2 separate regions of the Homo sapiens genome follow, and region 1 is linked to region 2. The links are chromatin loops, found by intact Hi-C in ENCODE. Cell type or tissue: endothelial cell of umbilical vein. All regions are shown on one strand. Links, peaks and the distances in the headings refer to the core of each region. The heading gives the core; the rest is flanking DNA.

Evidence for each region. A loop is a pair of places that touch in the nucleus more often than their neighbours do. Peaks named below come from ENCODE experiments on the same cell type or tissue, not always from the same donor. Only the 100,000 strongest peaks of a DNase experiment are listed, where the experiment ranks them.
Region 1: it touches region 2 in a loop (24-fold over the local background); 30 of 110 quality-filtered maps call a loop at or near these places.

Annotation. Positions count from the first base shown.
Region 1 is chrX:30,138,911-30,146,885 of GRCh38, forward strand. No RefSeq gene overlaps it. Among named protein-coding and RNA genes, the nearest start is that of MAGEB2, 73 kb to the right of the region's middle. RefSeq lists an enhancer at 6,482-6,776. In endothelial cell of umbilical vein, for the core only: no CTCF peak of the experiment used is centred there; no DNase peak of the experiment used is centred there.
Region 2 is chrX:30,500,590-30,508,564 of GRCh38, forward strand. No RefSeq gene overlaps it. Among named protein-coding and RNA genes, the nearest start is that of TASL, 73 kb to the right of the region's middle. In endothelial cell of umbilical vein, for the core only: no CTCF peak of the experiment used is centred there; a DNase peak (open chromatin) is centred at 3,892.

The DNA.
Region 1 (7,975 bases), core at 1,518-6,517, 360 kb before region 2:
AAGTGAAAGTAAGTTTATTAAGAAAGTAAAAGAATAAAAGAATGGCTACTCCGTAGACAGAGTAGCCCCAAAGACTGCTGGTTGCCCATTTTTATGGTTATTTCTTGATGATATGCTAAACAGGGGGCGGATTATTCATGTCTCCCCTTTTTAGACCATATAGGGTAACCTCCTGATGTTGCCATGGCATGGCGCTGGTGGGAGTGTAGCAGTGAGGATGACCAGAGGTCACTCTTATCGCCATTTTGGTTTTGGTGGGTTTTGGCTGGCCCCTTCACTGCAACCTGTTTTATCAGCAAGGTCTTTATGACCTGTATTTTGTGCTGACCTCGTATCTCATCCTGTGACTTAGAATGCCTTATCCGTCTGGGAATGCAGCCCAGTAGGTTTCAGCCTCATTTTACCCAGCTACTATTTAAGATGGAGTTGCTCTGGTTCACATACCTCTGACATTTACATGGTGCAAAGTGGAAGGTGGAAGAGCAAGTGAGAGCTGAATGCTGGTTGAAGCCTCTTTTATTAAGACCTTTGACCCATTCATAAAGGGAAGAGCCCTCATGAACTAATCATCTTTTAGGGCCCCAATTCTTACTGCTATCACATTGGCCATTAAGTTTCAACACCTAAATTTTGGAGGGGACACATTCAAACCATGACACTCTCATATCAATTTTGACACCAGCAAAGTTTTTTTGAGGAATCTCAAGGGATGCTTACCAACTTCCAGTTATGGGTTTCAGAACAGCAAGGAAGGTTCAGCCATCAGTTGCAGACTGGCCTGGACCAAAGTCAAGATGTCAAGAAGGGACAAGACACAATCCCCAGGCCAATACTACCTCGATTTGAAACAGTCCACATCCCCATTTCCTCATGCCTTACCCAAGTTTGATCTTTTCCCTGTATCCAGTCTCCTCCAACTCCAAAACATCCTCTATGCTGCTGCCAGAGTCTTAAGGCTTCTAAAATGCAAATCTATGCCACCTTGACTCTGAAAAAGTATTTAATGATTCCACATAGAATTATGACAACATTTAAAATTCTTAGATCAGCACACAAAAATGGGGCCCCTTCTTCCCTCTTTGGCCTTGCCTCTCCCCGATCTCCCTTCACCCTCACATCTTTGTCTCTGGCCATTATTTCAGAATATCCCTGTATGTGACAAGCTGCTTCTTATAGCTATGCCTTTTCCTATGCAGTTTATCTACCTAGAATACTTTTCCTTCCCTTTTTTCCTAAGTAAATCCAACTTTGTCATTCATAGTTCAACTCCAACATTAATTCCTCTAAGCCTCAATGTCTGATTTGTATGTCTTGATGTGTACTCAAATATGATAGAATTACATTATTGAATTATAAGAATTTACTTCCGGTGTTTCCTATTATAAGGTAAGCTTCTCGAAGACAGGAACTATAATTTCAGGAATGTTACTCTCTGTAAATAGCATGAGAGCATGGGCTCTGCTTCATGTGTCTTGAATTTAAATCTAAGCTCTATCATTTACTGAACATCTGACTTCCTCCTCCTAAGCCTTGCTTCTCATCTATGAAATGGAGCATTATCTCCCTTGCAGGGTTATTGTTAGGATTAAGTGATATTAACCCATGTAAATAAAGCACAGTGCCTGCCATATGGTAAGTACTCAATAAATGTTAGCTATTATCATAACGAGAAGAAAAGTAACCATTTACTTAATGAATAATTATTCTCAATGTATAATAGTAATGACTGAATGCAACAACATATTAATAGTGTTTTGAAAGACTTTTACCTTTGTCAAAATTATTATAGGAACTCTTAACAAGAGATAAAAGTTTTGGTAATTAATAGAGGAAGGAAACTAAGATGTCTTTTGGTATCCTTGTTCCATTTTGTAGATTCAAGAATTTATAGAATTGAGGCCCTATAACATCAAATGTATCAGTTAGGGTTTGATTGAAGAAGCAGAACATGAAATAATGGTTTTCTTCCATGTATTAGACCTTGGGCAATTGAAGAAGTCTATGCAAAGCTATTGCTTTCATGTCTGGTGGTGAGTCCAAGGTCACTGTGGGTCAGCAGAATCAGCAACCAGGAAGCAAAGCTGGACCTGAGATGAAAGAGTGGGAGAAGACAAACTAGAACTTTCGCAAACAAACTGGAACCCACCAGGACAAACTGTCTCCCACTAACTCCAACCTTAATAATATAAATAACCTGAAAAAGGAGACAGTATCCTTTACCATAGAATTATACACATCCTTGGCTCAAGTCTTGGAGAAACTGAAGGGCACGACCTGGTGGAAGCTGAACAAGTTAAGACCTGGTGGATGCTGGAACCAACAAAGTGAGCCAGCAGATAGGCAACGATATGCGTGAGCAATAGCAGTGCTTGAAGCCCTGCGCTGGCCTTTAGGTCATAAAGGCTGCTCACTTGCACCTCCTTAATCTCACGTAAGTTTCTCTTGGGGCCAACCCTAGCCACAAGGGAGAGGAAATATTGGAAATGCAGTTCCAACCCAGGTGAACTGACACACCAAGTAACAACTCTAAAGATACATACTTGTAAAACTGTCCCTAGAAGCCAATTTTCTTCCCATTAGATTACTCTCCCATCAATAATAGTATCAATCTCAAGGATGATAAGAATGTATATTTTACTTTGGATGGATGAAGTATTAAAATTTTGAAAGTAGACCTCAAATCAGCAGATTTTCATCAAAAGAATGCTATTCTTTCCAGTAATTCTCATGAACTTTGTTTTGTAGTAGCAAATGGTCTGTGAAATCATTCAGGCCTAACCTCCTTACTCAATACATCAACCACGTTGGAAAATCTTGGCTTAGCACCAATCTATAGAATATTCTACCTCTTGACAAAATAGGAAGGGTTATTTCCAGAGAAATTTTCAGAGAAATTTCTGAATTTTTCAGTTTTGTTCAAGATCATAGAAACCCATTTTTACTTACTTGGAAGCTTTTGGTCTCTCAGAGTTGGTCTAGTCTAAGACCATAAAACCACAAGTAGCCACCAACCTTTTCTTTAAAAATTTTGTGAAAACCCTTTCAACACTCCAAACTCTACTACTTTAATAGTAAGGAAAATTTTACCTATAGGAGAACCTGGGTTTCTATGCAACCTTTGATTTAAGTAGCTTCATCCAACTAGTTACATATTGCTCCAAAAGCTGTGAAGTACAATGAACAAAACACTCAACTGAAATCCATGTGATTTTTTAAGAAGTACCTCTAGGTGGCCCCAGAGTTCTGCTTCTGCTCTGAAATCTGGGTTCTTAGTCTTCACTAACATGGCGACTCCAGGGGAGGGGGGAGGGATAGCATTAGGAGATATACCTAATGTAAATGACAAGTTAATGGGTGCAGCACACTAACATGGCACATGTATACATATGTAACAAACCTGCGCGGTGTGCACGTGTACCCTAGAACTTAAAGTATAATTAAAAAAAAGAAAATTCCATCCAATAACTAGATAACATTTATTAAAATAAATAGCAAAAAAAAAATTATTAGCAAAAAAAAAAAAAACATGGCGACTCCAAAACATTTTCATCGTGATAATTACTCATTTATGGCAAGCTATAGCCCCTTACCTCCATTCCATTCCATCCCATTCTAACATAATAATAAGTTTTTTTAGTGCTCTTTTTTTCACAACACATTTCTTCAATTCTCCTCACACTTAGCTCTTGTCTTGCCTTTCCTTTAGATGATTTAGCACAAAAAACATGAATCAGTAGAGTCTCCTAATACTCCATTTTGTATATAGCATATAAAGTACTTGTTAAATATCCTGACTGATTTTTGAATTTTCATTTGCTTTGAGAAGGACAGTAAAGGCACTTTAACCGTGCCTGGGCACCATTTTTCCCATGATAAATGGCAGATTTCAAGAATGTGGCTTCTTCATCTCTGGCTGAACCTCCACTTGAAGGGCTTTGGTTATTCACATAAGACTTTCCATGACACATTCAGGGCTAATTCACAGGGCATGTTTGCCTGAGACAGCCGGATCTCCAGGGGTTGGACTGAGATGTTAGAAACCTCAGTGTGAGGATGGGAACTGGCTTCAGAGTACAGTTTTAAAGCGCTTGTTTTTCTGAACCGGGGAACCAGAGTTCAGCAGCATCTTCAGAGTAAGGACCTTCTGCTTGGGGATCAGTATCAGGAATATTTCCATGCAAAACTCTACTCATGTCCTCCCCTGTAGTTTTTTTTTTCCCCTTCTGTGACCAGTCCTGTCTGCCATTCTTGCTAATTCTTTCTATGCTATTAAGTGGAACAAGAATATTTACTGATGATTGCCTAACACACCATGTGTCCCAAAGATGTTTTAGTTTAATGATATAGTATCTAATATTAGAATAAAACAGTGGTTAATACCTTGGGGTTTAGAGTAAGAGAGATGTGTGCTGAATTCTAGCTCTGCCATTCGCTAGCTGTGCCACCTCAGAAAAAGTAGTTGACTCCTTTGAGTTTGGTTTCCTAAATGATATTATAAAAACAATACCTCAGGGCCTTTCTGCGAGGATCAAATAAAATGTTAGTGGATATAATGATTAGCACTGAGAGTGCATGCCATAAAGTGGTAGCTCTTACTATTTTAATATTGATTATACTGAAGTGAAATTAATGGCACCAGATAGGAACAAGTTTAAAGCCTGAATAGAAACACAAGATGTGGTACAGACTCCATGCTTTCAACTTGTTCCTATCTGGTGCCATTACTTTCACTTCAGTATTTCACTGTTTATGAATTGTGAGACCTTGGGAACATTACTTAACCCCCTATGTGTTTGTCTCTTCATCGGCAGATTGGGGAGAATAGCTACTTCTTTTGGGCCATTGTGAAAATTAAAAAAAAAAAAAAACATAATGTACTTAAGAAGGATATAGTATATAACCAATACACAATGAAGCTTCTAATCATCCCTCAGAATGAGCTATCTGTGTACAGAAAAACCTGATTTTAATATGTGCTTTTTCATTTGTTAGACATTCTTAAGTAAAAAAGCAAAGCACTCTGATTGAGGGTGGCAAGCTATGAAAATTTAGCCTCTAAGCAACAAACTGGACAAATTTTGAGAACAGGACAGAGAAAATGGCTCTCATATCTTTCATATCACACACATTTTTTCCCAGATTGCTTTGCAAGTTATTATAGGGGACATGATATTTAAATAACTGTCATTGCATGTAGGTGTCCACAGATTTCAGGAAAAGGAAAAGTTGGAAGTAGAATTAGATATTGCTGAGTGTAAATAACAATCATGGGGAGGTTGTTTAAAAATGCAGAACCTCAATTCTCGTCACACAGAGTCTAAGTATATATAGGTCATGCTCAGGAACCCACATTTTCAGAAGAATTCCAGGTGATTCTAGTACCCTACTTTGAGAATCATGACAGTAAGGACCTTTAAAACTTGTAAAATTCCATTTCTAGTAACTCAGACTCTAAAACCAAGATGTTATCACTACTTATTCTAGTCTTAAAGAATGTGCCCAACTATTTGTGTACAAATATATGTGCAAGAATGTTTGCTATTGATAAGGGTGAAAGTTCAGCAGCAGTATAAATGTCCAGCAATAAAGGATTCCTTAAGTAAATCATGTCAGTTCTGTCTACATGCTGGAATGCTATGTAGCCATTCAAATTAAGACAATTTTTACATGCTCATAATTTAGTGGTAAGTGAAAAGAGAAGATAGTGTAGATGTATACAATATGCATCCATTTGTCAAAAAATATATGCACAGAGGCTAAAGGATATATGCCAAAGTGCTATTGTGCTTAGTTCTGGATAGAAGGTTATGGATAATTTTACAATTTCCTTTGTGCTTTCTAGTGCATTCAAGATTTTATGCATTTAATGTCTGTTAGCTTCACGATTAGAAATTTTAAAGTATATTTTTAAGATTAAAAGTGTCAGTATATACATGCATTGCTCAGTAAATACAATTGCCAAGAGAACTGTAGTAGGCAGAATAATGGGTCTCCCAAAATATCCATGTTCTAATTCTCAGAAACTGTGAGATCTTACCTTACGTGGCAAAAGGGACCTTAAATATCTGATCAAGGGTTTGTCAGAGACCTTAAGATAGAGATCATTCCAGTATCTGGTGGACCCAATTTAATCAAATGAGTCCCTAAAAGCAGAGAATTTTCATGGGCTGCGGTCAGAGAGAGATGCAATGACAGAAGGGTCAGAAAGACAGATGTGAGAATGACTCAACCTGCCTTTGCTGACTTTGAAGACGGAGGAAGGGAACCCCAAGACAAAGAATGCTGATGGTCTCTAGAAGCTGGAAAAAGGAAGAACACAGATTTTCCCCTCAGGGCTCCAGAGAGGAGTGAAGTTCTTACTTACATCTTGATCTTAGCCCAGTGAGATCCGTGTTGAACATGAAGCCCAGAGAACTGGAAGATGATAAATGTGTGTTGTTGTAAACTGCTAAGTTTGTGGTAATTTGTTACAGCAGCAACAGAAAACTAATACAAAAGCAAAGCTAAACATCTCCCAACGTTTAATCTTTTTACCGCTGTGTAGACCCTCTGCCACAATCAGTAATCAAAAGTTTTGACTCACCCTGATGCATACAAAAAGGAGTTTTACTATCTCACATAACCAGAAACAGGATGGACTTTATCACAGAGTCACAGAACTCTGGCTGTTGACAGTTCTCTTGGCCCTGGACTCTACTGTGTATTGACAAGATGACTGCCCCAGCACCAGGCCTCACTTCCACACACGATAATGTCCAGAGAAAGAGCAGGACTGTCTCTTCCTGTGTCTTCTACATGAGAGTGAGGAGGTTTTCCTAACACCCCTCAGCTATGTATGTTGTGATTCTGAGCATGAAATCTAGAACCAGACTGACTGGATTAGAATAACAATGCTGCTATTTAGCAGCTGTGTAGCCTTTCTTGGACAAGTTACTTAACCTTTTTGTGCCGAATTTTCCTCAACTGTAAGGTGGAATAAGTACATTTTATTCTACCTAATTGAGGTATTACATAAGTTATTATTTGTATAGAGCTTAGAATATTAGTTGGCACGTAATGTATATAGTAGATTGTTGTAGTATTTGTTCAAGTCTCCACGTATTCACATCCTTGGGTCCCTTCCACACTGACTTTGGGCTCAGCCATGTAACTTGCTTTGGCCAATGAAAGGATAGTAGGCATGACATAAGCAGAGTTATGCAAAGCACTTGCTTATTGGGGGCTTGCCTTTTCTTGCTACTCTGAACACCGTCATATGAAGCAGCCCAGGGCAGCCTGCTGGAGAGGAAAGACACACTGCTTCTGTTGCTCTGTCCAACAACCAGACATACGAATGAAGCCATCCTGGACTAACCAGTCACCAGTCATCCATCCAGCTGACCACAGATACCTGAGCAAGTTCAGTCCAGATTAGCCAAGTCAGCCCAGACCTGTAGAGCCTCACAGCCAACCCATAGAATTGTGAAATAAATAAAGTCACTCAGTTTTGGGGGTGGTTTGTTATGTACCAAATATTAATTAAGGCTAACTGATACAGTGAGCACTCAATAAGAATTAGCTATAATTTGCTATTGAGCTTCATTGACCAATCACCAACAATGAGGTGATTAACGAAACAGTCATAACAATGATCAATTTAAACCAGAGGCTCTCCACCCTGGTATCATTAAAGGTAGGTGAAGCATTAGCAAGATACAAAGGTATTTCTAGTGTGCAGTCAGAGTTGGACACATTTGATTTGGAGTAATCATTGAGAGGGAATATATATTGATATGTCAGTCATTATGATCATTACATGCATGGTCACATAGCTGGTCAATGGCAGAGCAGTGACATTGGCTAGATCTCCGGAGACCCTGCCTGGTGTTTTTTTTCTATCATTTCATGCTGTGGAAAACAGTGATATCCTCAGGCATTCACAACAAGTTAATTACTGGGCATATTGTCCAACAGCAGAAGAAAGCTTGTTCACACT
Region 2 (7,975 bases), core at 1,995-6,994:
ACTCAGCAATTACATCCCCAAATAAATGAGAACCGTAAATAAAGACTTGTACATGCATGTCACAGCAGCTTTATTTATAATAGCCCAACACTGGAAACATCCCAGATGTTTATCAACAGGAAGATATATGAACAAACTGTGGTATATTCATATCATGGGATAGTACTCAGCAATAAAAAAGGAATTAACATGCAACAACATAGGTGGTTGTCAGAAATAGTATCCTAAGTGTAAGGATCCAGATGCAAAAATGAGTACACACAATATAATCCATTTATGTGAAATTCTATATGGACGAAATTAACCTATGGTGATACAAATCAGAGTAATGGCTGCTTCTTAGTCAGGATACAGAGACTGACCAAGGGTCAATCACACAATATTTCCATCATTCCAGTAATGAGAGATCTTTCTGAGATGATGGAAATATTGTGAGTCTTAATACATACTTGTCACAACTGATTGACCAGTATATTTAGGATCTCAATATGTCACTGTATGTAAATTTTACCTCAATACAAAATTTTTGTAATAGTGTATTTACTTAACATTTTAAAAGACCCAAAATGACTGCCAAAGCTCCAGCCATCACATCTGCATTCCAAGCAATAGACAGAAGAACTAATGGAAAGATGAAAAGACAAAGACACATATGCCTGCTGTCTGATCCTTCTTATGGAGATCCAAAGTCCCACCAACAATGGACACTTAGGTTTTATTGGACAAGCCCAGATAAAAAAATAAGTGGGAAAATAGACACATGCACTATTTGGTCAAGCACGCTTCCAGGTAGAATAAAATTCTTGTAAGTAGTAACAAGAAGAATGAATATTGGCTATCCATTGGTAGGTTAAATCACACCGTAAAAAAGTGGGCATGCACACAATTTCTTACACAATTTGAGGAGATTCATGTACCCTCACTAGATCCCATTTTAGCTGAATTATATATTTAAAACCACTGGTCTAATAAGATTAAGCAACTGATTATTCCTAAACATGGTTAATGAAAAGTGTGTGAATGAGAAACTCACATGGCAATAGGCACTAGAGCAATCTATAAGACCGGGTAAAATATGCCATACTCATCCACCTGGCAGGTCTTCCAAAGGCTTCAATTTATTAAGTAGAATTGTATTCTACTCATCCACTGGGTAGAATATACCATATTCATCCACCTGGTAGGTCTTCCAAAGGCTGCAATTCATTAAGTAGACTGTTCTTAATTGAAGAGCATTTAATTCTGCTGCCATCTTAAATTTGCAGTATGTGAATGGAAGAAGATAGGCCACTTTGCTGAAGTGTACATTCTACTTACACACTTGATTTGATCACATTATTTTGCAGGTGTCTCTACTTCAATTAATTGCATATTGGTGAAATGCATCATTTAAACTCAGTACAGAACTGAAGTATTCAAATGACAGTCTCTTCAGTATAATTATTCCACGTAAGTTGGAGTGCTGACAAAATGTTGTCCTTTATTTTTTTAAAATAATAGCTTCAAGTATATCCAAGATTACATAACATAAAAAATGTCAACAAGATATGACAAATATAAAATGAAAATGATGAGATTAAAACTTTACGTGTTTAATTTTTCTCCATAGATTCACAGCTAGTTTTTCTTATGAAGTCAGGTTACAAATTCCCAATGTCCTATACAGTTTTTTCAGGCTGATTTGAAGAACAAAGGAAAGTATCTTAAGAAAAGCCCCATAAAGACACGGTATTTTTGCTGATCAGTAAGCTAGATGTAGATCTGTAAAAAAAACACTGACTTTCTTTAATTGTTAAAGCAAAGAGAAGATGAAAGTTATTTGGTTGAACAAAGGAAATGCATAACTTATTCTACATACTGTATTTGAATACTAACTTGACTTTTTTTCTTATAATTTGATCTCTTACCTGAGTAGATATTGAAAATTAAATACCAGTATCCTTTCACTAAACTCAAAATGTGAAGAATGCCATCTTACTATTGGTTCATTCACTGACACAGCATCACACTGCTAAATTAATGTTTCATATAGTATCATAATAAGCAGTACTATTTATTGATCATTTACTCAGTGATGAGGCCTTTACATATAACATTGCTGTGGTAGACTGAATAATGGTTTTCCCATGTCCTGAACTTGTGAATGTTACTCTATGGCAGATTTGATTAAATAAGGGTTCTTGAGGTGGGGAGATTATCCTGGATTATCTGGGCAGATCCAATGCCATCAAAAGTGTCTTTATAAGAGAAAAGGTGATGCAAAAATGGAACTGGAGAAAGTTGAAGATGCCATGCTGTTGGCTTTGAAGATGGAGGAAGAAGAGGCCATGAGCCGCAGAAGGCAATGAATTCTCGTAGCTTTTAGAAGCTGAAAGAGGCAAAGAATGGGTTGTCCCTTAGATAAGCCTCCAGAAGGAACCAGCCCTGCCAGCATCTTGACTTTAGCCCGGTGAAACTGATTTTGGACTTCTGGCCTCCATGACTGTAAGAGAATGTATCTGTGTTGTTTCAAGCAACTAAATTTGTGGGAATTTGTTACAAAAGCAATAGGACACCAACACAATTTCTAATTTCAGAACTACTCTGGAAGGATGGTATTATTGCTATACAACTACACACACGTTTATCAGATGAAGAAAATGAGACAGGAAGAGAGATTAAAACAATAAATAACTAGGCAATGTACACAGCTACAGAATGATAGAGACAAGCTTGGCAGCTAGGTATGACTTGAAGTCCACAGACCATTCTCCTCTATCATACTGGCTAATATGAACTGTCAAGGCATATTTCACTGTGTATTGTCCTAAAAATTTCTTCTCCTGTTAATAAATAAAAAGAAGCATATCAAAGTGTCCTATTTACATGTATTTATTTTAAAGGGAAAGTATTTGTTCAAAACAATGGGCTGATTGAACCATATACTTGCAGGGTTCTAGTGTGTTTCCATAAGGAGGCTTTTATATTCCAAATGAAACTCTTCTATCCCTATAGATATGGGAAATATAATGCAGCTAGCAAGAATGGATTCTGGGCTGGGCACAGTGGCTCACGTCTGTAATCCCAGCATTTTGGGAGGTTGAGGTGGGCAGATCACTTGAGGTGAGGAGTTCAAGACCAGTTGGCCAACATGGTGAAACCCCATCTCTACTAAAAACACAAAAATTAGCTGGGCGTGGTGGTGCACGCCTGTGGTCCCAGCTACTCGGGAGGCTGAGGCGGGAGAATCACTTCAGCCCAGGAGGCTGAGGTTGCAGTGAGCCGAGATTGCACCACTGTACTCCAGCCTGGGCAACTGAGTGAGACTCCGTCTCAAGAAAAAAAAAAAAAAAAAAAAAAGGATTCTGCATGAAAACTCCATGGAGAGGAATTATAAACCAAAGAGTAGCTACTCCTAATGAAAGCATTGCAGAATTGGTAAGGAGCTTGGCCTCTGCCTGAAGGTTTAATATTTCTATGAAGGTGCTTTATAGTGGACGCGTGATACGCTCCTCATCTAGGTTTCACAGGAGTCTCTCCCTTGCCAGCTAAATTAAAATTCAAAAAGAATTTTCCAGAAATATATTACTTGCGGTTGCATTTTGTAATGTTTGAGAAGTGCTGAATTAAAAGATGTATTAATAAATCTTAGAAGCATAGAATGAAGCAAATAGTGAAAAAGTCAAATGTTTTATTTAATTATGATACATTTATCCAATGTGTATGGGTTCCCTTCAAAGCCCCTGGAAGATCCTGGATTCTGTGGGAGATTACTAGATATTTTGTGATTTGATCTTTATTCAAATGAAATCTTATAACTTCTTCTACCAGAAAGATTTTGACAATTTTAATGGATGCATTTCAGTAAGTTATTGAAACATCAGCATAGGAGGTAGTTTTAAACATTTGCAGAAAAGCATTTAGAGATTAGTCTGGTAAAATAGTGACATCTCGTGGCAAGAATTGGTAACAAAATCTCTAACGTTAGAAAAAAAATCAATGTAAGGAAGCCAAGTAAAATGGAAGGGGAAAAAAACACTAAATTTTTGTTCTTGTAGATAAAATGAATTGTTCTCATTTTAGCTTTTGGTTGTAAGAAAAAAATTCTGGGGTTTTGACTTATATGTTTCATACTAACAAAGACGAAAGAGTTTAATTTGGAAAATAAAAGCCCTCCTATGGAATAGACCAGGGTGCTGCAAATAATTTATTCCAACTCACTGTTTAGAACAAAAAATATTCTACCTTTGAAGTTCATGTAACAAGAGAAACTTTGATTTGTTTCTACTTTTTAAATAAAAATAGAGGAAACATGTTTTTCCCTTTAGTGCCCATAGCAGATGCTCTTGGAGATTTTGTCCATGTTTCCTCTGCTGACCCTTTGTGGCTCGGGTGGACTGAAATACATTGCATGCATTATGTCTGCCTGGGGTCTATCTCTGGCTGCAGAAATGAGTCCTGCCTGTGCTGGGCAGTCAGGAATACCTGGAAGTTAGCAACCCCATGAACCACTCAGAAGCAATGGGGCAAAGGGATAAATAAATGCCTCAGCTTCTTCCCCCACCCCCTTAGTGGGACCATTCTGAATTGTTTTCTACATGCTCTCTCAGGAGGACCTCAGCGGAACTAAACTCCAGCTGCCTACAACAGTAATTTGCACCTTTTATTGTCTTTCCTCTATTCCTAACTCCTTCTCTACGCTTCCTGGCGTCACTACCAAATAAACTATGTGCATTCAAATCATTGTCTCAGGGTCAGCTTTTGGAGAAATCCAAACCAAAACAACAACAACAAAAACAAACAAACACCCAGTGATGTACCCAAGCTGTATATACACACATGTAAATGTGTTTCAAAGAAAAAAAAAATGAGTTCTAAGCATTTTTACTAGTTTAATTAGCAACACATCAAAATGAAAAGAACAAAGACAAGTCTAGCCTATTTTGGTTTTATTGCAACAGTAAAGCCTTTTACAGCTGCTGGCAGCCCTGCTGCTATTCCTCTGGGGTCCTTCTCTTTATGAAAATGGAAGTTCAACATAGGGGAATTGCCTCAGTAAGGAAAGAGGGCATCTCTACTCCAGGGATTTTGTATCCATTCTAAAATCCCTGTAAGAAAACTTGAACTGGGTGCTGAGAGCTGGTTGAACCAATTAATTTACTAATTGGCTCAGGAATAATATATTAAGATTGCATACTTGAAGACCCAAGAATTAGAAATGTATCTTAGAAAATCTATTCATTCATTAGGAGTTGTCTTTTTTTTTTTTCTTTAACAGCCAATTTAAGCCAATTTAGTCAACTATTTTTCTTCACTTTCAAGGGCATGTGAGGGGCAGAGAGACCAGTGAGTATCTCAATATTTTACACAAAACAGATCCCAGCCCAGGAGGTAATATAAAAAAAGATGGGGGTGCGGCTAGTAAGCACTTTGACCATCAATCACACGTAAATTTCAACCTCTGGCCACAACTTTGCATCAAAAGTCAATTTATTCCGACCTGATGGCAATGGAGGGGCAAAAAAAGCTGTTTTATTTTGGCATGTGGAAAATTACAAAATAAATCTCAAATGTATTCACCTGAACTCTTGGTCACAAACAAGTCAAACATGCTAACTACAGCATGTGACTAATAGCACTTTATATACCAAGTGATGTTGGTAAAGTCATGTTTTTATTTTCCTTTAAAAGAAAACAATTTCCAAGCCAATTATTCATCTTCTCAAGTAGTAAATTTATGAAGTTTGGCGGTCATTAAACTAAAAAAAAAAAAGAAGAAGAATTGATGTGTCCCGAGTTTCAGAACAATAAATGCCTTTTTTAAAACTACCATATATTCTAAAACCAAATCCCCATCTTCAAATCTATGAGTGCATCCTATTTTATTAGATTTCAGAATACCAGAGTATCTTTCTCTCTGAAAGTATAATATTAATAGCGAGGCATTGTGCCTAATATTTTACATGTATGATTTCATTTAATGCCTATGACACTGTGGTACAGTTATTGTGATTACATACATTTTACAGACAAGAATGCTGAATATTTAGGAAAGTTGCCCAAATTCAAGTCTGTCTAACTGCAAACTCAAGCCCAACCAGGTATCACTGCATTATAAACAAACACAAAATCTCAATGGCATATCACTGAGAACATTTATTTCTTACATGTCTGCACATCAGCTGAACTACCTCAGTTCAATTATTCTTGGTTGAGCTCAGTTGAGTGGCTTCAAGCTGCAGGTTGAATCCACCTCTGCTCCACATGTCACTCAACCCCGTGGGATCAGCAGACTAGCTGGACCATGGTATTCTCGTGGTGATGACAGAAATGCAGAGGGTAAATGAAACACACAAGGTCTTATAAGGCTTAAGCTCAGATCTGACACAGTGTTACTTCCATCCACATCCCATTGGCCATAGCAAGTCAGGTAACCAAGCCCAAAGTTTAGGGGTAAGGAAGGAAGTATATTCCTCTTTTAGTGGAAGGACATGCAAAGTTACATAGCAAAGAGTGTGGATATAGGAAAGGATAAAATGTTGGAAACAAAAATTCAACATAACCCACTCACTATGTCAGTGGGCTTCCGTAGTGGCATAATCTTTCATAAATCATTTGAGATGTATGTGTCCACAGTGAGGAAAGGGATGGCTTAACATTCTGATATACTCTGGAATGCTGAAAGAATATTAAATCTGATCAATTAAGCAACAGAGGTGATATGTCTCTAAGTTCTGAAAACCTTAAGTCTAGAATCATTCACAGGTTCCATCATGTGCTAAATTATGAAGCAGATAAATTTGTCCTTGACATTGCTCAATCTCACCTCTAATCATCCCTGGCTTCATGCCTGTGTCTTATCTATTTCTCCTGTCCCCCTAACAAAATATCCCTGTAAGCCCACTTCCCCTAAACTCAACCCTCTGCACTTCGCGGCTTCTCTATCTGATAGCTAACACCATCTTTGATAGTGACAGCTGAATGGGTGAATGGGTTTTTTGCTTAAAGACTTACACATTTTAACTAGGGATTCTTGGACACAGAGCACGTGAGCTTAAATAGCAGTTGTTAAAAAAAAAAAAAAAACTTTGGAAATAAACTTTTATCTTCCAACAAAGTTAATTAGAAATCCAAATTATTAAAAGATAAATGAACATATTATTATTCTACTATTGGTCAAATAATATTAATGTAATTTTAATAGTCTATTATTAGTTGACCGGTGGAGGGGGTGGCTAAAAGAGACAAAACCCATTTGTTCTCCTGGTCTGCCTCTCCTATTGTCCTTGGTGACCTGTGAATTTCTTCCACAGAATCCCCTGGTACTGAGAAGCACAATTTGAAAACCCAAAACATAAACTCTCATGTTAAGAATGTCTGGTAGATCCTCTCTTCTTTCCAGTCACAGTGAACCACTCACAACCTCTGTGAAAGCATAAAGCTATCTTGGTCCCAGGGCCGATGTGGTGGGATTTGAGTTGCATGTGAAATTTGTTATCCCTTTAGCCTGCAACAGTGCCTGAATACTGACAATTGGATAATATTCCTTAGATCTAGGGCATTTTCTTGCCCAGGAGCCCCTCTAAAAGGGTAAAACCTCTGTAGAGAAATAATTCGTCAGTCTATTAATACCTTAGCTTTAAATAGGTTTTCATGGATGGCCTACAGATGGCACAGGTAGGTGGGGTAGGAACTGTGAGACCTAAATATCCGTGGGACATGGTGAAAAGTGGTCAGGAGAATCTCAAAAAAAAAATGAGCTGGACAAAAGGGAGATTAAAGTGGAAACATGAAGTTAATTCAAAACAGAGGCAAGCTTTTTCTAACAAACACCTTTTCACGAAGCAAGCTCCAGCTAGTACCATATAGAGATCATTTTCTCTGAATACAGAGCTCTTAGGAGGTGCACGTTCATTTGCCTTCTGTGGGGAAAACCAAGTAGGTGGGCTTGCTTTGGATTCCATTCTTATTGTGGGATTTGTAAAAATTCTGATTG